Regions from separate parts of the Homo sapiens genome. Here region 2 is linked to region 1. The links are chromatin loops, found by intact Hi-C in ENCODE. Cell type or tissue: heart right ventricle. All regions are shown on one strand. Each heading gives the region's core, and the rest is flanking DNA. Links, peaks and the distances in the headings are about the cores only.

Region 1 (10,883 bases), core at 4,585-8,584:
TGTCCTCAGCTTCAATAATTTACTAGAACAGCTCACAGAACTCAGAAAATCCACTTTACTTACATTTAGATTTACAGTTTATCAAGAAGGATACAGATCAACAGCCAGATGAAGAGGTATATAGGGTATCGTAGTCTGCTTTGTGCTGCTATAACAAAATGCCTGAGACTGGCAATTTATACGAACAGAAATCTATTTTCTCACAGTTCTGGAGGTTTGAAAGTCCAAAATCAAGGCGCCAGCAGGTTCGGTTGTCTGGTAAGGGCTGCATCTTCCAGAGGGGAGGAACGCCATGTCCTCACATGATGGAAGACAGAAGAGCAAGAGAGACCAATGCTATCAAAAGCCTTTCTAAGGACCTTAATCACACTCATGAAAAAGGGCCCTCTTGACTTAATCACCTCTTGTTTGCCCCACCTGTTAATACCATCACATTGGCCATTAAGTTTCAACACTTTAACTCTAGAGGGAACACATTCAAATCATAGCACAGGACAAGGTCTGGAAGAGTCCCAAGAACATGAGCTTATGATCCTACGGAGTTAGGGTGTGCTGCCCTCCTAGTTCATGGATGTATTCACCAACCTGGAAGCTTTACATCATTATTTAAGAGTTTTTATAACTCAATCTTTAGCTCTCCCACCAGGTTAGTGAGGGAGGCTGAAAGTTCCAACCCTCCAGTCAGTTGATCTGTCTGGTGATCACCCCTATCCTGAGGCTCTCCAGGGGCCCTATTCTAAATCTACTTATTAACATAAATTCAGATATGATTGAAAGGGGTTTACACAAGGCCTCCTTATCACTGTGAAAAACCCAAGCGTCTTAGGAGGTCTATGCCAGAAACCTGGGACAAAGACTAAATATATTTCTTATATCACATCTGGGTACCCCAGCATTAGGGAGGCCATGTCTCCATGTGCAGGAGTCATAGTCTTGTGTACTAAGCTACTCACCTCATGAGGAGTGTGTGGATGAAGGAGGGCTGGGGGGCCATGAGGGCCCAAGGGATGGGCCTGTCTTGCCCACATCTGGAAGTCCGGGATGAGGACTGAGACTCTCTTTGTAGCAGGTTCCCCCCAGTGATTCTGATGTCAGTTGTCCACAGGGTGCACTTAGAAAGACAAACTCTGCAGAAGGATCAGAGCTAAAGAAGAATAGCTTCCCCTCTTTTCTCTCTGCTGCCTAACATTTCTTAGTACTAGTCAGAGCTTGGGAGCCACACTTGGAATTTCAAAAGAGGAATTTTTCATGCTTTTCTAAATGGATTGCATTTTGGGGGCTTGGAAGCCAAACACTTAGAATCTGTAAACAGTTTGTCCTGGGAGAGAATGGCTGCAGGCTTTCAGAACAAGAGAGGGAAATTTAGGCTGACTGCACCCTCTGCTTCTCAAAGCTCTTTCTGCTAAAATGCTATAGTTATATGTGGTCGTAGAAATAAAAGAGAAGCCAAACACTCAAGTGGGCACTGCTTCCCATTTTTTGACTAATGAGAGATTATTCAAAATCTTGATATTGAGTTCTTACTACCTACCCAAGCACTGAGCTGTCTTCTGTAATCATCCACAATATCTATGATGTCAGCTCCATCATTATCATTTTATGTAAGGAAACTGAGATGCAGACTGGCCACTGGCTCAAGCTCATACAACTATTCACTGACAGAGTTAAGAACCAAGCAGGGCCGGGTGCGGTGGCTCACACCTGTAATCCCAGCACTTTGGGAGGCCGAGGCAGGCAGATCACCTGAGGTCAGGAGTTCGAGACTAGCCTGGCCAACATGGCAAAACCCCATCTCTACTAAAAACACAAAAATTAGTAGGGCATGATGGTGTGCGCCTGTAGTCCCAGCTATGTGGGAGGCTGAGGCTGGAGAATCGCTTGAATCTAGGAGGTGGAGGTTGCGTTGAGCCGAGATCATGCCACTGCACTCCAGCCTGGGTGACAGAACAAGACTCCATCTCAATAAAATAAAATTAAATTAAAAATTAAAAGAAAATATAAAAAAAAGAACCAAGCAGGGCTGAGCGCGATGGCTCATGCCTGTAATCCCAGCACTTTGGGAGGCCAAGGTGGGCGGATCACGAGGTCAAGAGATCGAGACCATCCTGGCCAACATGGTGAAACCTCATATCTACTAAAAATACAAAAATTAGCTGGGCATGCTGGTGCAGGCCTGTAGTCCCAGCTACTTGGGAGGCTGAGGCAGGAGAATTGCTTGAACCCAGGAGGCGGAGGTTGCAGTGAGCCGAGATCACGCCACTGCACTCCAGCCTGGCGACAGAGCAAGACTCCGTCTAAAAATAAAAAAAAGAACGAAGCAGCCCGGCCCTAGAACTCATGTGCTCTAAACCACTACTCTAAACCAGCTCTTTAAAACACGTAAGTGTAAATGTGCACAGATTTCAATTTAGAGCTGTGTGACTCCCAGCAGATTTCTTTTTTCTTGAGCAAAGGAGATGCCACTGTGAATATTAATGTCTGTCATAGCCAGAGCAGACACTCTTCAGCTTTTGGGCAAACTAAAATGCTCAAAAATACCCACAGGCACAACATTTTCTAATCGTGCTTCCAGAGCCAGGCAGTGTGTTCATGCATGTAAGACGCTGTATAAATGTAGGTAGTAGCACCAATAGTGCTCATGAATTATGGATGAAGAGGAACATCCAGAGTCAAACATTCCTGAGAAAGCAGACCAGGCTCCCTTTACTGGGTTAGGAAAAGATAAAAGGCTAAACTTCCCAAGGCAGTTGACTGGTGATTTTTCATTCTAACATCCGAAAAAATAGGAATAAAGTTGCTATGGTTTGAATATATGTGTCCCTTCAAAATTCATGCTGAAATTTAATCCCTAGTAAAACAGTATTAAGTGAGGACTTTACGAGGTTTAGGTCATGAGGGCCTTACCTCCATGAATGGGGATAGTGCCCTTATAAAAGGGCTTGAGGGAGCCTGCTTTGCTCTTTTTGCCCTTCTGCCATGTGAGGACACAGCAAAAAGGTATCATCTTGGATGCAGGAGATGAGCCCTCACCAGACGCCAAATCTTCTGGTGCCATGGTCTTGGAATTCCCAGCCTCCAGAACTGTGAGAAATAAATTTCTATTAATTATAAATTACCTGGTCTAAGATATTATGTTATAGCAGCAGGAATGAACCGAGACAGCAGCCTATTTCAGAAGCCTGTCTCTGATGCTCCTATTCCAACCAAAATCTTTAAGCCAGAGATCGCAACCAGTAACCTGGCTGAATAATCCACAAACATGGTTTATTGTACTCACACATTGTTATAATGTTTTTTTCTTAGTGTTCTTTCATCTTCTTGTTGAACAGGATGCCAACTTTAAAAATAAGGAGATATCCTTTAAAAATGTTTCCTTGCTTTAATTGAAATATTCAAAGACCTGGCTCACTGGGGCCATGTTCCAATGGACTTGGCAGCAATTAGCTGGATCTGAGGAGTGGAATCCCCGATTAGATGACCTTGTGTGCTCCCTTTAGCCACAGTCACCATCACTGTTTGTTACCTTATACTCACATACCACCACTGACTACCACCAGTGCTTTTCACTCTTTTTCTTTACCTCTCTTCCTCCTAAAGTCATTTGCATTTAATAACTGCTAATTTCCTGTTATTCAAGGTCCCTAGCAATTTATGATATATGTGTTTGCTTATATAAACTTGCTTCAACAGGCCACAGTAGCCTAGGAGGTAGTCATTGCTTGAAGATTTATACTGGGCTGCAAAATAACCCTGAGTGTCTACTCAACTTTCAGTTCGAAGTGCCTTATCCTGTATGGTAGTGGGTTACTTTTTGCATGCCAACTCCATCATATGGTAGCAGATGCCTGGGACTTTTTGTTGATAAGGATTCCAAGGCTATCTAGATGGCCTGGAAGTACCACTAAGATTGATTAGTGATGTCTGCCATAGTCACCCCAGCTGCTGCTATCCATCAGAAGTCATCAGCCCTGTGCTTCCATCTCCATTTCTTTTTTTGGTTTTTTTTTTTTTCATTTTTTTCATTTTTTTTCATTCTGAGTGTCATCATTTAGGAGACTCACACAAAAGTAAGAGAATCTTTCTAGGGAAATGTTCTCTTTTCTTTGCTTGAACTGAAGTTGCAATTTAGAGGCAGTTACCCTTAACCCTGGCATCTTTTTCCCCCAGTACAAGTGTTCATAGAAGCACCACATGTAACAGGCAAAAACTGGAAACAACCTAAATGTCCATCAACAGTGGCATGGGTAAATGAAGTGTGGTGTATTCACATACTTTATAGCAATTTTTAAAAACCCGACTACAGCTATCTACAACAACAAAAAAAGAAGCCAGATGCAAAGAACTATAGACTGTATGACTGTTTATATAAAGTTGCAAAATAGGCTGCTGTCTCAGTTCATTCCTGCTGCCAGGTTTTATCTCTGCCTCCTAATTATTCTGTCATTTCAGCCACATCTGGGGTTACTAAGTGTCATTTCTAAATTGTACCTACTGACATTAGCGAATATCTTTTTGCTGGTCTCCCAAAAGAAAGATCCATCATTTTTCTAACTCCTAATTGAAGAACCTAAGAAAATTGCTGTGTTACAAAGTGTTCCTTTTCATCAACCACAAAACAATCCTCCAGGACAGAGTTGAGCAAAACCAATTCTGTCCAATCCAGTCTGAGTCTAATGACAGAAACTACTCTGAGTTACCTTATTCCTGATATTCCAGGACTGACATCAGGGCCTCTGTCCCAAGAAGTGGAGGAAGGCAGAACTCCCACTAGCCATATCCCAGCCTCCTTAAGATGGGCCTGTGGTCCTGGGAAATCTGCTCTTCTAACCTTTCCTTTGTCCACAGAAGCCACATCAGTAGAGGGTCAGTTACAGACAAGGGGCACACAGTGAATAAGGAGGCACTCACTTCTTGGATTAATTGGCTTAGTGTGAGAAGGCTCACTTTTACATCCTAAGATTGGAAAGTGCCAGAGGCCCCCACAAATCTCCAAAAGCATAGTTTGCTCTCCAATTTTCTCAACTCTTTCCCGGTTTGTAATGTTTATTGTTTTCTTATAATATTTACCAACCATCTTACCTCACCAATGCTAGATCCTACAGGTAACAGAAGCACAGTATACCAGAATGATCACATCCAATAGCCCCTGGCTGGCTCCAGGTGTCATGAAGTGACCTCTGATTTTGTTACTGCCCCTGAGTGGTGGCCAGAAGTTACATTATGTCAGTTTACAGTGTGGCAGCCCCCATATCCATTGGGGACATGAGTGTCAGGCAGGTCAGGTGAGTGTCACCACCTGGAAAGTGGAAGCATCTCTAAAAACAACTTCCACAGAATGCATGAATTTACAGATGATATGAAAACATGTGCATATTGAATTTTCTGAAAAATGGCTTATCACAAAATTTAAAAAAAGTATTTATCAAAGGAACTTTGGGCACATAAGGAAATAAATCCAATAGTATGCTCATGACAATTAGTTATATAAATAAAATAAAGTAGGTTATTAGTCCATATAAGATAGCCTCAGGAAAAAATTAAATGCCCAGATAAAAAGTATGCAGCTTGACAAATTTTTACAGAATTTATGAAATTACCACTTGTGTCAAGATACAGAACATTATCAACACCCCAGAAACTTCCCTCGTGCTCCAACCCAGTCAGTACTACCTCCATCCGGAAGTAACAGCTATTCTGATGTCAGTCAACACAGAGATTAGTTTTTCTGTTTTGCAACTTTATATAAACAGTCATACAGTCTATAGTTCTTTGCATCTGGCTTCTTTTTTTGTTGTTGTAGATAGCTGTAGTCGGGTTTTTAAAAATTGCTATAAAGTATGTGAATACACCACACTTCATTTACCCATTCCACTGTTGATGGACATTTAGGTTGTTTCCAGCTTTTGCCTATTACATGTGGTGCTTCTATGAACACTTGTACTGGGGGAAAAAAAATGCCAGGGTTAAGGGTAACTGCCTCTAAATTGCAACTTCAGTTCAAGCAAAGAAAAGAGAACATTTCCCTAGAAAGATTCTCTTACTTTTGTGTGAGTCTCCTAAATGATGACACTCAGAATAAGACGCTTTCTTCTCCTTCCACAGTCCCCTGTGCTGAGGCATTTTATGTGATTGTGTGTGTAAGCTTCAAAGCGTTATTCAACAAAGAAGCGCTGTTCTCCCAAGCTCTAACCATTTACTCGTAATGGGCATATGGTATTTCGAGTGCTGTACTTTACTATTTCACCACTAGAGGGCAAGAGGAGCCCCACAATGCTTGACATTGCCAGATCTGCAGTCAAAATGATTAATCATGAGGCAAAAACAAGAAGCCAGAGGGAAAAAAGGAAGAGCTCACAAAGGCAAAATAAACATCCATAAACTTAAACTTTCCTGGGTAGGGAAGATCTGAAAAATGTCACCCATGAGCCACTTTCTAACACTCGTTCCATCTTTCTTTTTCCAGTGTGCAAAACTCAATTGCACAGTCCTCAGTTGCTGAAACTACCACCCAACAGGGTGGGACTAGATCAGGCAGACAGATCTCAGAGGGCATTTTTTTTTAGCACTGCCTAGAGCCTTGGTTATTAGGAAGCCGAGAATCTTGCAGAGGTCCCAGGCCTCAGGGGCTCTGAACAAGCAACAGAGAGTTCTGTGATTTCTTCTTCATTCTAAGTAATATTTCTTCCAATAACACCATGGTGTTTACTAAAATCAAGGCACTAATGAGTAAGGCTACCAGCCCCAACACCTCTCCTTTTTCTCCTCTTCTCCCGGGTCCAGGCCCTTCTACCTGCCACAAACTTAATCAAGATTACAGAATGGAGATGTGTTGTTTTTTGCAAGGGGAGGGGAGTAGGGAAATTAATTACGAAGCCAAGTTGCTGTTAAACTATTTATAATAAATTTCTACTGGAAAAGGACCTTTGGCTGACAATCGTTTTCTTCTGCCTCGGCATGACCAAATACAGTAAGAATTCAAAAGGAAAACTGAAAAGCGAGGAAGAGCCCACAGCTGGAGCAGTCTGTTTTCACGTCTCCACGCTGGCGAACGACAAACTCGGCAAGGAGCCTCCTGTGTATTTCCTGTCCTCGTTATCTCAGTTCTTGCTCTGAAGGGCTAAGAAGCCTTCACCGTTAGCCAAGACTCCTTCGTGCTTCAGCTTAATTTTCCTTGCATAATTTTAAATACAGATCATGTCTACAGTACAGCAATTAATGGATAGCCTAAAGACTTATTATTTCAAACTAATTGATATGTAGGAAAAGTTTAAATAACATAACGGAGAGGGGAAATTTTAAACGATGTATGCACAATGAATTTAAAATTTCTCTCTGTTGCAGATGGTAGCAAAAACATATGATTAATAGGGGGATGTGATCAAAATGTAGAACTGACTTGGAAATCTTTCTCTTTTTGATATTCTTGAGCATATGATTGGAAGGAAGAAAGATTCAGACATTTCAGAAATGGGGTAAGGGGTGCAGGGGAGAGCAGATTCTTCCCCCCCCACTCACTCCCACCAATTCTAGGGAGTTATCTCACAAGATAAAAGAACACCTGAGTATATTTTGAGTTGTGCTGTTAGGTCAGAAATAAGAAATGGGAGAAGAATGCCATTATTTCCATTCTAACTCTTTGGTCAAATCCCCCTCTTGAGATAAACTTGAGAGAGAAGTCTACAAAGACCAAGTTCACCCAGCTGCAGCAGAACCTGTTCCAAGTCACCAGCACTCCCAGACCCAGGATTCCCTCCAAATTCTAAGAAATGTGCTGTGATGAATCACCTCACTGACACACAAAAAAACAAAAATCTTTCTAATTTCCCCATTCACATTCCAGCAAGTTTAATAGGAAAGTTTAGAAAACTCATCTGAAGAAAGAATACTCTTCAAATGGGAGAGAGCAGGAACATTTTGTTCTAAGAAGGGATTGAGACCTAATGATGCCAGACAACATTTTAAATATCAGAACACAGCATTTGTAAGAAAATAGAATCTGCTTCAACCATAAACCATAAGGGGGGAAAACTACCTTTAAAATGTATTTTCTTCATATCAAATTCATGTCATAAGAATATCTGAATGACTTCTGGCCAAGTCACTTAAATTTTGTGGTCTTCAGTCTTTTTGGTCTTCTCAGATGTAAAATTTGCCACAGACTGGTTATTTTTTAGAACCCTTTCTTCCCTTCTGTTCTCCTACTTTATTTAGGTAGCTCTACACACACATTTTGAAAATTGGATGAACAACCTCCTTCTCATTGGTCCATGCAAGACCATATTACTGTATTTATAATATAATACACACCCATATACACCACAAAAACTACAATACTGGTTTCTCCCCCTCTGGTACCCTGGCCTTTCATTCTCCACCCTCTGCCCTTCAAGGTAACAATGAATCTGAAACGTGTGCATGTATATATTCCTGTTTTTTATATTTACATGGTTATAGATATACATGTGCATATATATCATGCATATGTATTCCTATAACACTTTATTTTTTTATCTTAGTTGTTTTAACTTCATAAAAATGGTATCATATGGAGTATCATATTGAAATATGATAATGTAAGTTAAAGGACCATACTGAACCTATACTGTATAAAATTTGGGGGAGCCTACAATTTTTCACTTAAAAATATGTTGCTTACTTTGGGAGGCTGAGGCTGGTGAATCACTTGAGGCCAGGAGTTCGAGACCAGCCTGGCCAACATGATAAAACCCTGTCTATACTAAAAATACAAAAATTAGCTGGGCGTGGGGGCACACGCCTGTAGTTCCCAGCTACTGGGGAGGCTGAGGCATGAGAATTGCTTCAGCCAGGGAGGTGGAGTTTACAGTGAGCCGAGATCACACCACTGCACTCCAGCCTGGGCAACAGAGCAAGACTGTGTCTCAAAAAAATAAATAAATAAAAAGAGCCAGACACAAAAAAGTATATACATTATTATTCAGTGTATATGAAGAGTTAGAAAATATGCTATCTTGGGTAGGGGACAGGATGGCTAGTGATTGGAAGGTGGCAGGTAGAGGTCTTATGGAGTGCTGGTATTGATCTGAGTGCTGGTTAAATGGGTGTGTTCACTTTGTGGAAGAAAATCCTAAGTCCATGAATTTGTTGTATCAGTTAGCTATTGCTGTATAACAAATTCCACCACAAAACTCAGGGGCCTAAAACAATAAGCATTTATTATTATCCACAAGCTGGTGAGCTGGGAAGTTCTCCTGGTCTTAGTTGTTCTCACTTATGTGTCTGGAGTCAACTGAGCATGAGGTGGACAGCTCTGCTGGTGATACTGGTTGGACCCGCTTTCATGTTTGAGGGTCACTTGGATGTAGGTTGGTCTAATATGGCCTCTGCTAGAACGACCGGATCTCTCCACTTAGTCTCTAATCTGTGAACAGACACGCCCAGGCTTGTTCACTTGCTGGTGGCAGGGTTTCAATAGCAAGAGTAGAGGCACATGTGGCCCTTTGAGAACAACTCAGCACTGCAACAGTATCACTTTTGTCATATCCTATTGACAAAACAAGTCACAAAAGAGGAGTGAAGAATGGTGGGTTTTTGAAAACTCAATCTACCACACTTCTCTTATGTGAACTTCTCTCTGTGTACTAATGAAAAAAATTTAAATAAAGTATATCTAAGTATAAGGTATCTATATTGTTAAATGTTGCTATAGTTTATTTTGACTTATTCTATTCCATGAATGTATCGCACTTATCCATTCTACTGTCAGTTTGCATTTAGTGATGTCCAGTTGATTGCTGTTTTAAGCAGATCTGCTGTGAACATGCCATCTCATATCTCCTAGTATGCAAACTCTGTACCAGAAGTTTTCTTGGTTGTATACCAAACTGTGGAATTACTGGGCCATAGGGAATATGAATCTTCCATTTTACATGATGATGCTAAATTGTCTTCTGAAGTAACTATACCACTTTACACTTTCTTCAGCAATATATGAAAGACTGTATTACCCTGACACTTGCCAATAGTTGATATTAACGTCAGACTTCCTAATATTTCCTACTAAGATGAGTATGAAATGATATCTCAATGTGGTCTAGATCTGCCTTTTTCTGATCAGTGAAGAAACTGACCATCCCTTCTATTTAGTTTGTTTTTGTTTTGCCTTTAGCCACATGTTCCTTCTTAAGCAAAATGCCTCTTTGTATCTTTTGGTAATTTTTTTCAATTGAGTGATTGGTCTTCTCATTACTTCATAACAATTCTTTATATATTCTCAATACTATTCTTTTGTCAGATGTGTTTGTTGTGAAAATATTTGCCCAGTTTATCACTTGCTTCTCACCTTATTGAGGGTGTCATTTGAATAAGTTTCATAATTTTAAGTATTTGAATTAAATTTTTATTTAATTTTTATTGTTAGCTTTACTTGAGGCCTATTTAGCCAATCCTTAACTACCCCAGGATCTGAAATAGATTAAAGGTTTAGCAGTCAAAACATAAACTAAATACTGTTTCATTTGCACTCACACACACACACCACGGCCTGCTCTTGTTACAAGCAGTTTTGGTAATGCGGCTCCTGTGTTCATTATGAAATATTTAGGTATGGACTTGTCCTCAGTAATAGCATCTAAATATCACAAACTCAGGAAATCTAAATTGTTCTGACAAGTTACAAGAATAATTTCAAAGAACATTTTCTTTTGGCAGTAGACCCTGATGTTGTGTAGTAATGGAAATGTTTAAATTCCAATGATAGGACAGGGATGGCCCTGGCTAGAATAACACAAAAATCATTCAAATCTAAATGGCATAAGGCTGCAGCAGTCCAAGTGAGATCCCTCGGGGAGTCTTGGACCTTTTCCAAGATGTAGGCTCTCTACAGTGTGAGTGTGCAGAGATTG
Region 2 (10,883 bases), core at 3,081-7,080, 320 kb after region 1:
AGTAAAAATTAACAACTTAGAAAGTTGGTTTGTGTATTTGGTAATTATGTTTCTAAAACCCATTTTTTCATATAATATGCACATGTTCATGGACAGAGGAGTGATGCTGAAGTATGAAACTTGTACTTAGTACCGAATAATTGGCTTTGAATAGCTTTAGAAACATATTTCATATTTGCGTACTTTATTTTTTCAGTTAGGCACGCCTTAAACACATGTAGTTATGAAACAAACGGTGAAACCATGACTAGCCACAGATATTTGAGCATAAACAATCTTAATTATAATGACTGAAGTAAACAAAGCATGACCATTAAAATAAACTTATTTTCGACAGATTTATACATGAATAATATGCAACATTCTATGGCAATTTTTAAGGGTGCATGAAGAACTTTCACAGCTGTCTTTTATAGCTGAAGCAGGGACAGTGGCCTAAGAATTCCTTTGATAGTTATTACCTGTTGGAAAAAAACCACTTTATGTGCTTTTTACATTAAAGAGCAATTACATATAAAGTGATGCACTCTCCAAAGATACAGAGAATATTTCCAGACACATTAAAGCATATGAAACTTTCCAAATTTTCAACACAAGTTCAACTGTGTTTTATCTTTATAGACTCTCCCGGGGCTTTGGGGTAAGTTATCTTATACAGATGGAGGCTAGAACTGAAGCATTATAGAGCAGGAGAAGGTGCTTCCAGGAGACAAGGTGTGCAAGGCTTAATGTTGCTTACCTGTTTACCTGCACCTGTTTACCTGCACCTGTCTTCTCTGAAGGTGACGCTGTTGATGAAGCTGCTGTTGAGAAGACCCAAGTAATTGAGACTCGGTCTGTGGGCTTGTTATCGGATCACTCCACTGTTTTCCACACTTTAATGTGCGTGTGAATCATTTGTGATTTTGTTAACTGCATATTGTACCACAGCAGGTGTGGGGTGATGAGGCCTGAGATTCTGCATTGCTAACAGGCTCCCAGGTGCTGCTAATGCCACCATTTCAGGGACCACACTTTGACTAGCGAGGAGCTACACCACCAGATACCAAATAACTGCTCAGGTCATTGTTTTTCACTTAATGGACATTGTCTGTCCATAGTGGGCAGTCAGTTTGCGAAGCTCATGACTGAGATGTGATTGAGGGGAATCGACTAGCTGGTGACACTGGCCGCTTTGTGGCTGATATAACTGATGATGTGTGGCTTGTTTTCTCTGGTAGAAATGTGTGGGATTGTCACCTCTGCTGAACTTCCACAGCAGTCTTTTCCAGGACTCGTCATCCTTGGCAGCCCCAACTCCTGCCTGTCAGCCCAAGCAGCCACCAATTAAGAAAGCGTTCAAGCTCAACACCCACCTTTCAAGCTCAAGTCTCCCTTTGCGGTTGCTACAACCACCAAGGGCTCATCCTCTTCTCCTGTCTGCCCTCATGTCCTGCCAATCAGGAGCCTTTTAAATGCATTGAGTTTGATTTGCATCTTGAACCTGAGTCTTCTGTGGCATCCTCTGCCCAATCTGGCTTGCAGGTGCTCCACTTTAGCTCCCTGTGAATTTAAATATAGAAACTTTATTTGTGAGGAGCTGCTTCCTTCCTCTCACTTAACACACAATTTTCCAATGTAATAATCCAGTTTTGGGCATTTGATTTTCATAAAAACTTTCCATGTCTCAGCTTGTGAGATATGTGTCTTGAGTTCTCAATGTAAACACTTTGCCAGTCTGTAATTCCAGCACTCTGGGAGGCCGAAGCAGGAAGATTACTTGAGGTCAGGAGTTTGAGACCAGCCAGGCCAACATGGTGAAACCCCATCTCTTAAAAAAAAAAAAAAAAATTAGCCCGGCGTGGTGGTGCACACCTGTAATCCCAACTACTCTGGAGGCTGAGGCAGGAGAATCGCTTGAAACGGGAGGCAGAGGTTGCAGTAAGCTGAGACCGTGCCACTGCGCTCCAGCCTGGGTGACGGAGCAAGACTGTCTAATAAATAAATAAATAAATAAATAAATAAATAAATAAATACTCTGCCAGGGTTCTAGATACCATGTGAATTGAACTCCTGAAGGGAAGGAAGTGGGCAGTGGGGTGTTGGTGTGATACTCCAAATTCTTCAGTGATTCCTTCCCATTGTACTTTCCTCCACAACATTGTTTGTGAAAATTTCAAACATATAGTAATTTGAAAGAATTTTACAATGAACAGCTGTGTATTCACCTCCTAGATTCTACCATGAACACTTTATTGCCTTTATTATCTGTCCATCCACTTATCCCTCTGTCTTTCACTGTCTTATTTTTGATGGATTTAAAAATAAACTGCAGGCATAGTTTGTATATTCCAGCATGCTTATTATTAACTGGAGTTCAATATTTCTTATCAGTTATTCATACGAAATTTCTATTCGATGAAATGCACACATCCTTACTTGTACATAGCTTGAACTTTCAACAAGTGGACGCACCCAGATAAATCAGTCCTGGCAAGATATAGAACATTACCACCACCGGAGAAAGTTCCTGCATTCCTTCCCCAACCTTTACGTTCTTTTTTGAGTCTCTCCAAAGAAGGATTTACTGATTGCAAGTGATCTGTGGTTAGTTTATTTCTTCAAAATTGTGCTTTGATCAGTTTTATTTCATGCAAGTTACTTTCATACTTAGGAATGCATGTTGTACAACACTTTCTTACAAATTAATATTTAGTTTGTTAGGACTAATTTATTTCTGACAGAACTAAAGTTTTAACAAGAGTAGCTTAGATTATCTGTTTTTTACTTGGTACAGATGTTTTCCAATGACTTTATTGATTCTTATCATGTTTTATGAGATGGCTGGTGAGATAACATAAATAGAGATGCAAAGACATGGAGGTAAACCATGTTCTGAGAGGTTCTTTGGGCTGACACACCTGGTTTCTCTGGATATAAAGAAAAAAAACTCCTCTTTCAGGCAGCTGTTTCCTACGAAGATTGTGTTTGAGGATACAGTAACCTCATCATTTAGCCTGAAATATAAGTTGGTTCACACTGCTTCTTCAGAAACAGAAAGCTCTATCCTTGTAATAATGATAATTCATGACATTCCATGTTTGTGGGCAGTAGTTTCAGTCAGCTTTACCTTCAGGTACCTAACAAGGTCTGGGGTTGATTTGGATCTGCCCTGATGTGGGTTCACAGAGTCGGTAAAACCTCAGCTATCCAGAAAGCTAATTGTCTGAATTGCCAGACTCTCAAAATGGCCTGGAGGCAGAAAGTTAAAATGTACCACAATCTCTTTGGTCATGAAGAAGCAGTTTTTGAATATCTAACATAGCGGTAGGGATATGGTCAAAATGAATGAGTTATACCAGCACCATAAAGTTGTTTAGGGGCTGTAAAGTGCTCACATTGAGTTCTTTGACGGTACCATGAAACTCCCATTTTTGGTTTGCTCCTTTTCACAAATCACTACTTCAGTGGAATATGAGACTCATCTCTGAAAACTCACACAGCTCCTTAAGCTCTTATTCACACCTTGACATAGTTTTTTTGTGTGTGTGTGAATATGATTTATAAACGATGGGTTTATTCAGGTATTTTCTGTAAGAAATCCACATTGTATAACTTGGAGTTACCTATCATATGGTAGGCGCTCAGAAGCTTCTTTTACAGTCCCCTTTAGAATGCTACAAAGAAATATGTAGTGATTTTCAAAGGTACATCATTTAGTAGACAGTTTACGTTTCCTTGCTCACAAAAGAATGCAAGAGAATATTCCAGTAGTTTCAAAAAGTACAGTATGCAATCCTTAGAACCAAACTGCACAAATATTCAGCAGCTGTCTATTCAAAAATTAAAACCAGAGACCATATTTTGTTAGGGCTAATGTATAGTTGTCAAACTATAGACCAGAACAACAAGAATCTGTATGTGCATATTTATTCTAATCTTGTTTTCCAAGTTACTTAATTTATAGTTGCTTTTCTCTGAGAGGAAAGGACAGAACAAGTATTGCAAACACTTGCTACAGTCAGTTTTGGCAAAAAAATAACTCAGAGAGCCATGTTTTAAGAAAAATAAATTCAGGTTATAAATTTAAGCATCATTCTACTGGGTTGCAACAGTATCTGAGACTTCTACTTTGAATATTTCATCTGATGATGTAATTGGAGGCGGCAGAAGCATATTATCTGCATTTATTTGTGCAGTTGTGTATTATGTAAGTGGAGAATTGTGGGAAATAATGACTATTTCCCCCCTCCTCATAATTTTAAGCCTCAATGGAATGGAAAGAAATATCAATCGATCTTCCATATTTGGCAGAGTGCTTGCAGAGGCCACTGTCTCTGCAAACATGATAAACCTCATTTTCCCCTTCCCCTGTCAACTTGTCAAGAACAGAATTAACAGGAGGATTATATTAAGGCAAAATAATTTGGGGTTTTCTGTTTTGTTTTTGTCTTTGTTTTTAAAAGTTACTTCCATGTGTCTGGCCATGTTTCAGTAATAATGTTTGGCACTTTAATAATTCCTTTCATCTGCAAAGAGCAAATTGTTTTTCTGAAATAATTTCATTTTGTAGAATGACTCCATAGAGCAGGTTGACCCCATCCATGATCTAGAATATAAGAATTCATCATATAACAAAGGACCACCATTTAATGCCAGTTTTAGTATGTTTTCAGCTTCAACTAAAAACTTAAGATTCCATAATAAGAGAGAAGTCACCAAGCCAATTCCCTGTTGAGTGGAATATCTTACTCATTTTCTACATACATCCTACCTATCCTTGAAAGTTAAGCATAAAACCTCACCTTGCTGAAGCTTTCCTCACTGCTATAAGTCAAATCCCTGTCCATCTCTCCCTTTCCTGAGTGCATATTGCATTGGCTTATAAACCTTTTGGTGTTACTCTCCTGTGTAGATAAAGACTGTTAATTACTCTCTAATTATATTTTATGTATTAGTCTTCCCATGTCTTCCAATGTAAGTCCTCTTTGCAGAAACACCATCTTAACACTTATTTTGCATTTCCATTCGCATTTCCTTTTCTTGTTTAGTGTTTTGGAAAACTGTCATTTAATAAATATTGTTGGCCGAGTGCCTGAATGTTAAGAGAGGCCACTGTCTCTGCAAACATGATAAACCTCATTTTCCCCTTCCCCTGTCAACTCGCCCTAAGAACAGAATTAACAGGAGGATTATATTAAGGCAAAATAATCTGGGGTTTTCTGTTTTGTTTTTGTCTTTGTTTTTAAAAGTTACTTCCATATGTCTGGCCATGTTTCAGTAATAATGTTTGGCACTTTAATAATTCCTGTTATCTGCAAAGAGCAAATTGTTTTTCTGAAATAATTTCATTTTGTAGAATGACTCCATAGTGCAGGTTGACCCCATCCATGATCTAGAATATAAGAAAAATCTCACTCTGAAGTTCAGTTTCCAAAGACTTGGGAACAGATGATGAACTATGCTTTGCTTGCAGTGCCTCCTGGCTGTAAATATAGGAGCTCTGTCAACTGCTGAACTCTTGGTTGGCCTTGCAAAGCTTTGGTGTGGTCTGTGGTCTGGGGTGTAGCGTTGAGCCAGTAAAAGGCATTGCATTGTTTTATCCATCCTGTGTCCTTAGTTAGATGCATCGCATGATTGGACCTACTCAATAAGAAAATAAAGAGCAGTAGTCAATGTTTTGACCATACTTTTGGTCCTGCACAGTGTTACTAGTTGCCAACTTTATGCAAACAGATTTACCTCATCTCCTGATAAATTAGAAGATCTGGCCACATGCAGACTTGTGTTCTTCCTTTAGAGGAGACACACGCTCTCCAGTTCCACCCAGCATCCCAAGACATCTGAATTAGTTTCCTGTTGTTGCTGCTGTAACAAACTGCCGTAAACTTAGTGGCTTAAAGCACAGATTTATTATCTTACACTTCTTGATGTTGGTAGTCAAATAGGCCTGCAGGACCGTGTTTTTTCTGGAGGTTCTGGGGGAGATAATGTATTCCTTGCCTTGTCCAGCTTCTTGAAGTTGTGCACATCCCGTGACTATGGCTGAATCCCTCTGAACTCTGTTTCTATTGTCACATGTCTTTCTTTGATCCTTCTTCCTCTCTCTTTCATTTTTAAAGGATTTTTGTGATTACATTGAGCCCACTCAGATAATACAGTCACCTCTCTATCTCAAGATCCTTAATTTAATCTTGTCTGCAAAGCCCCCTTTGCTGTGTAAGGTGACTATTCACAGGTTCCATGTTCCACACCCCAAATTCACTTCCCCACTTCCACCTTCAGGGAAGCATCTAATTCCTTCAGGCTGTGACCTCTACAGTGCTGAGGAACTGGCACTGATTTCTATTTCCCTGGAGTTGGATATTTATCCACCAAATAAGATGAGAATATTTATTTAAAAAACTGATTCTCCCCCTTCACAAATTACCGTATCTAGGTATATCTTATTTTTAAATGCTATATTAAATAATCGCACAAAAATAAAACAACTCTCCTTTATTTCTTGGCTTGGTTTTGCTGCTACTGCTGCTGCTTCTTGTTTTGTTTTGTTTTGTTTTTTTCTCCTGGAGACAGGGTCTCACTGTTGCTGAGGCTGGAGTTCAGTGGCGTGATCATGGCTCACTTCAGCCTCCATCTCCCAGCTTCAAGGAATCCTCCTCCCTCAGCCTCCCTAGTAGCTAGGACAAAGGGCACGTAACCATGCCTAGCTAATTTTTTTTTTATTTTTTATTTTTGTACAGACAGAGTCTTACTATGTTGGCCAATCTGGTCTCAAACTCCTGGGCTTAAGAAATCCTCTACCTCTACCTCCCAAAGTGCTGGGATTACAGGTGTGAGCCACTGCACCTGGCCTATTCTTCTTTTTTTTTTTTTTCTTTTCAATTTTACCTGGCAATATTGTATATTTCAAGCCTTTTTTACATTGTAGTTTTCTTTTCATCTACATTTCCTACTAATTAAGATGTTTCTTCCCTCCTTGGTCCCTTGACTATTAAGCTCTTTAAAGCCTAATTATTTTCCCCTGGGAAATTGCTGCTGCTATTGCTATTTGTGGTTTTCTTCCTTGTTTTCCAACTTTTAATATAACTTCTTGTTAATCACTAGTCCTTCCTTCACAATTGTCTTATCTTTGTCATCTGACACTGGAAAATGATATACATTTTGAACTTATGACTGTCATTTATCAGCAGAACATAGTGTAATATTCATGTTTGCTGATAAGAGAGTGGCAAAATTAATGTCAGAAATACAGAAGCTACTTAGTAATCTAAGAATTGAGAAAAACTCATCTATCCACAAATTATTTGAGGCAGGAACAATTTGTCCGTCTTTGTTTCTAAGAATCATGACATTTTCTCTTTTGACCTGTCTTATTGTTATTAATACTGATGGTGTAGCTAGTGAAATAAATAGATTTCTTTTTAGTTGATTCATAGATATGCCATTCCAGAACTATAGTAGGACATAGGTCCAGAAGACCGGGTATACAGCATTGGTTGTCACCATCAGCATCAGCATTACCTGGGAATTGCTGGAAATGCACGTTGTCAGACCCCACCCCAGACCTACTGGATCAGAAGCTCTGGGGATGGGGCCCAGAAATCTATGTTTTAACAAGCTCTCCAGGAGATGATGAAGTGCAATCAAGTTTAAGAAACATCAGTGTTTTGTATTGTCACACTAGGGTGCTGGGGAGAAGGGTGAACCCTTCTAGGTCTCATTCTCTAGATCAGTTTATGCATTCATTTGTTTAGCTTCCAGGGATGTCATTTCCAATAAACTACATTCTCCAAATATTTTCAGTTCCGATAAACAGTGCACTAAAGATTCTCAGTTCCAATAAATTGTCCAAGTAACCTTATTTCACCATGGAAAGAATAATCTGTGGATTGGCATCAGGAAGAAATAGTCCTTCTTAGTTTAAGAGTCTACCCATACTGCTTAAAGCCCAAGTTGTGCCAAATTAAATACAAATGTTATGCTGGAGTGCACCAATTTATTCCTCTTAGGTCCGTGTCTCATCCATAAAATTATGGCAGTTCCAATAAGTGATATGATATCAACTCACTGAAATCTTTAAAATGAATAGACAGCTCACTCTATAGAAAAAAACTCTACTCCCTCCCCTCATCTGCCTCCTGCAGAGTCATTCAAAGTAAACCCCACATCTACCACATAATCCCATATTCATAGCAAATCAGATCATCCCTGACATTATCTCCAAATTTGGTGAAAGGTCCATTGGGCCTGTTAAAATATCTTAACTTTATTGAACTATAATTTACACGGAATGATATGGATCCATCTTTAGTGCTCATTTTGCATTGCGTGAGTCTTAGCAAATGTGTACACCACCACCACAATCACAATTTAGGACCTTTCTGGCACCCCAGAAAGCTTGTTCCAGTCTTCTTGAAGTCCATTTTTCCCAACCCCTTGGCCCCAGGCAACTACTAGTCTGCTTTCCTGTCACTTTTAGATTCTTTTTGCTCTCTCTGGGATTTCATACAAATGGAACTATGTATTCTTTTTATCTGGCTTTTTTCTTTCAGAATTATGTTTCAGAGATTCCTCCATGCTATTGTTTCCTCTATAGCTTTTTTACATTGCTGAGTAATATTCAATTGTGTGCACATACTACCACTTATTTACCTGTTGATGGGCATGTGTATATTTCCAGTGTCAGGCTGTTAAGAGTAAGGTTCCTATGAACATTTGTGTACAAATATTTGTGTGAACATGTTTTTATTTCTTTTGGGTAAATAAGAATGGAATGGCTGGGTGAGGTGGTAGACGCATGATCAGATGTGTAAGAAACTGCCAAATTGGTTTATAAAATGGTTGAACTATTTTCATTCCATCCAGCAGTATCTGAGTATTTTCACTAGGCCATTTTTACATGTATTATCAGACAAATAGAAAAAAACCTTAATTTTATGTTGATATCTACTGCATATTTATTTACATTATGCACACATATGTAAATGTATATACATACACACAAACAGGGAAATGTATACATATTTTATTATATCATATGAAGAAGCACCAGTTTTCAAAGTAAAATATAAGATCTTACTTTATGCATAAAATTCCAACCCATGAGCATATACACAAAACCCTTAAACTACATATAAGTAATTTCTGTGTTTTCCTTAGTGTTTGTTTACTTTAGTCATTTGCTGGCCATTACTGACAGTCAAATAGCAAACTTTTAAGAAAAATAATAGAAACTCTAACATGAGGAAACTGTTAGAAGCTTTTTTCCCTCTGACTTGGGAAAAGATAACTGCCACAATTTTGGGGCTGTGACTTCTGGTATTGTATCATGCAAAGTTTAAGAACTTCTGGGATAAGCAGTGGGCAAAGGGAGTGCAAATGGAGGAAACTGAGAAAGAATGATTATATAAGGAGCAACAATGATGGACTGGTGGCGAAGAAAGAAAGATTTTTCAAGGAGGGGTGGTTGGAACTTGGAAATCAAATAAGGAATCAAATGAAGATGGAACCCATGGCTGTGGCCCCATGGAGACAGAAAAAGTCAGATTTATACACAGGTCATTGTGACACTAAGCAGAATGTGAAAAAATATATCCAATAGAAATAAAAGCAGCATGTTAGTAGGGGCAGGAGAGCAGAGTAATAAAAATAACCTCGTCTCTATATATGAAATGCTGGAATTGCTGAATAGTGTTCCTGGAGTGTGGGAATAAACGATGTGGTTGAATGGGTTTGGGTTTGTTTTACAGATTTTATCCTAAAGATATGATAACTAATTAAACTACTGCTGTTAATTTGTGTCGAATACCAAGCAGAGCCTCGGGACTGGACTGAGACAGGGCCAAGGTGCTGGTATAAATTTCAGTGACTCATCTCTTGTGTCTAAAATAGCGGTAGGCTTGGGGGCAAAGTATAATCAAGGGAGGAAGTCATTTTGACACATGTTCCCCTTGAAAGCAACTTAGAACCAATGTAAGTAATTCAGTTTCTCAAGCTAGTGTTGGAAAAGGGGTGTAGATGGATAAGGGTGGGAAATGGAAAGTGAGCTTGCATCAAGTCATGAAAGACATTGTGTTGTATGCAAAGACGTTTTGATTTGATCCTACTTGTTTTCAAGATGACTTTAGGCATACACTTGGGCCTAAATGAAAATATTCTAATGGAATACATGCAAGGGCTCAGCGATTCTTAAGGGATTACTTTCCATGTTTTAAACTTTTACGTATACCCTTTCTTAAAACTGATCTGCCTAACACCTGCCTGTCCTCATCTCATTTTGTAGAAGGAAGATACTTATCTCATCTTTCCAAAATATTAATATGGTACATTGTCCTATGGTATAAAAACATTCCAAGTGCTAAACAGAAAAACACCGTGTTCTGCAACAAAACTGTGCTTAAAACATATTTGTATCATCAGTTGATAAATCGTTAAAAATAATTTTGGCCAGGCCAGGTGGTTCATGCCTGTAATCCCAGCACTTTGGGAGGCTGAGGCCAGTGGATCACCTGAAGTCAGGAGTTCGAGACCATTCTGACCAACATGGTGAAACCACGTCTCCACTAAAAATACAAAAGCATTAGCTGGCTGTGGTGGCGGGATCCTGTAATCCCAGCTACTTGGGAGGCTGAGGCAGGAGAATTGCTTGAATCTGGGAGGCGGAGGTTGCAGTGAGCTGAGATTGCACCACTGTACTCCAGCCTGGGCAATAGGAGTGAGACTTTGTCTCAAAAAATAAATAAATAAATAAATAAAAATAATTTTGAATTTGGATCACCTTCTGTGGTGGCATAAAACTCAAAAGGAGTTCAGAGATTGAAACTTTTCTTAGGGCAAAAACATTTTATCAGCACTTATGTGAAGAAAAATGAAAAACTGGAATAAAATTGATGGTAAAACTT

What was found. A loop is a pair of places that touch in the nucleus more often than their neighbours do. Peaks named below come from ENCODE experiments on the same cell type or tissue, not always from the same donor. Only the 100,000 strongest peaks of a DNase experiment are listed, where the experiment ranks them.
Region 2: it touches region 1 in a loop (2.0-fold over the local background); 26 of 110 quality-filtered maps call a loop at or near these places.

The regions. Positions count from the first base shown.
Region 1 is chr20:8,847,715-8,858,597 of GRCh38, forward strand. The region is part of intron 31 of PLCB1 (phospholipase C beta 1); the gene reads left to right. Among named protein-coding and RNA genes, the nearest start is that of RNU105B, 22 kb to the left of the region's middle. RefSeq lists a silencer at 10,788-10,883. In heart right ventricle, for the core only: CTCF peaks have their summits at 6,250 (motif pointing right) and 6,451; DNase peaks (open chromatin) are centred at 7,057 and 7,717; H3K4me3 peaks cover 1,029 bases; H3K27ac peaks cover 2,731 bases.
Region 2 is chr20:9,167,611-9,178,493 of GRCh38, forward strand. All of the region lies in intron 2 of PLCB4 (phospholipase C beta 4), which reads left to right. Among named protein-coding and RNA genes, the nearest start is that of PLCB4, 100 kb to the left of the region's middle. In heart right ventricle, for the core only: a CTCF peak has its summit at 5,476; no DNase peak of the experiment used is centred there; H3K27ac peaks cover 1,320 bases.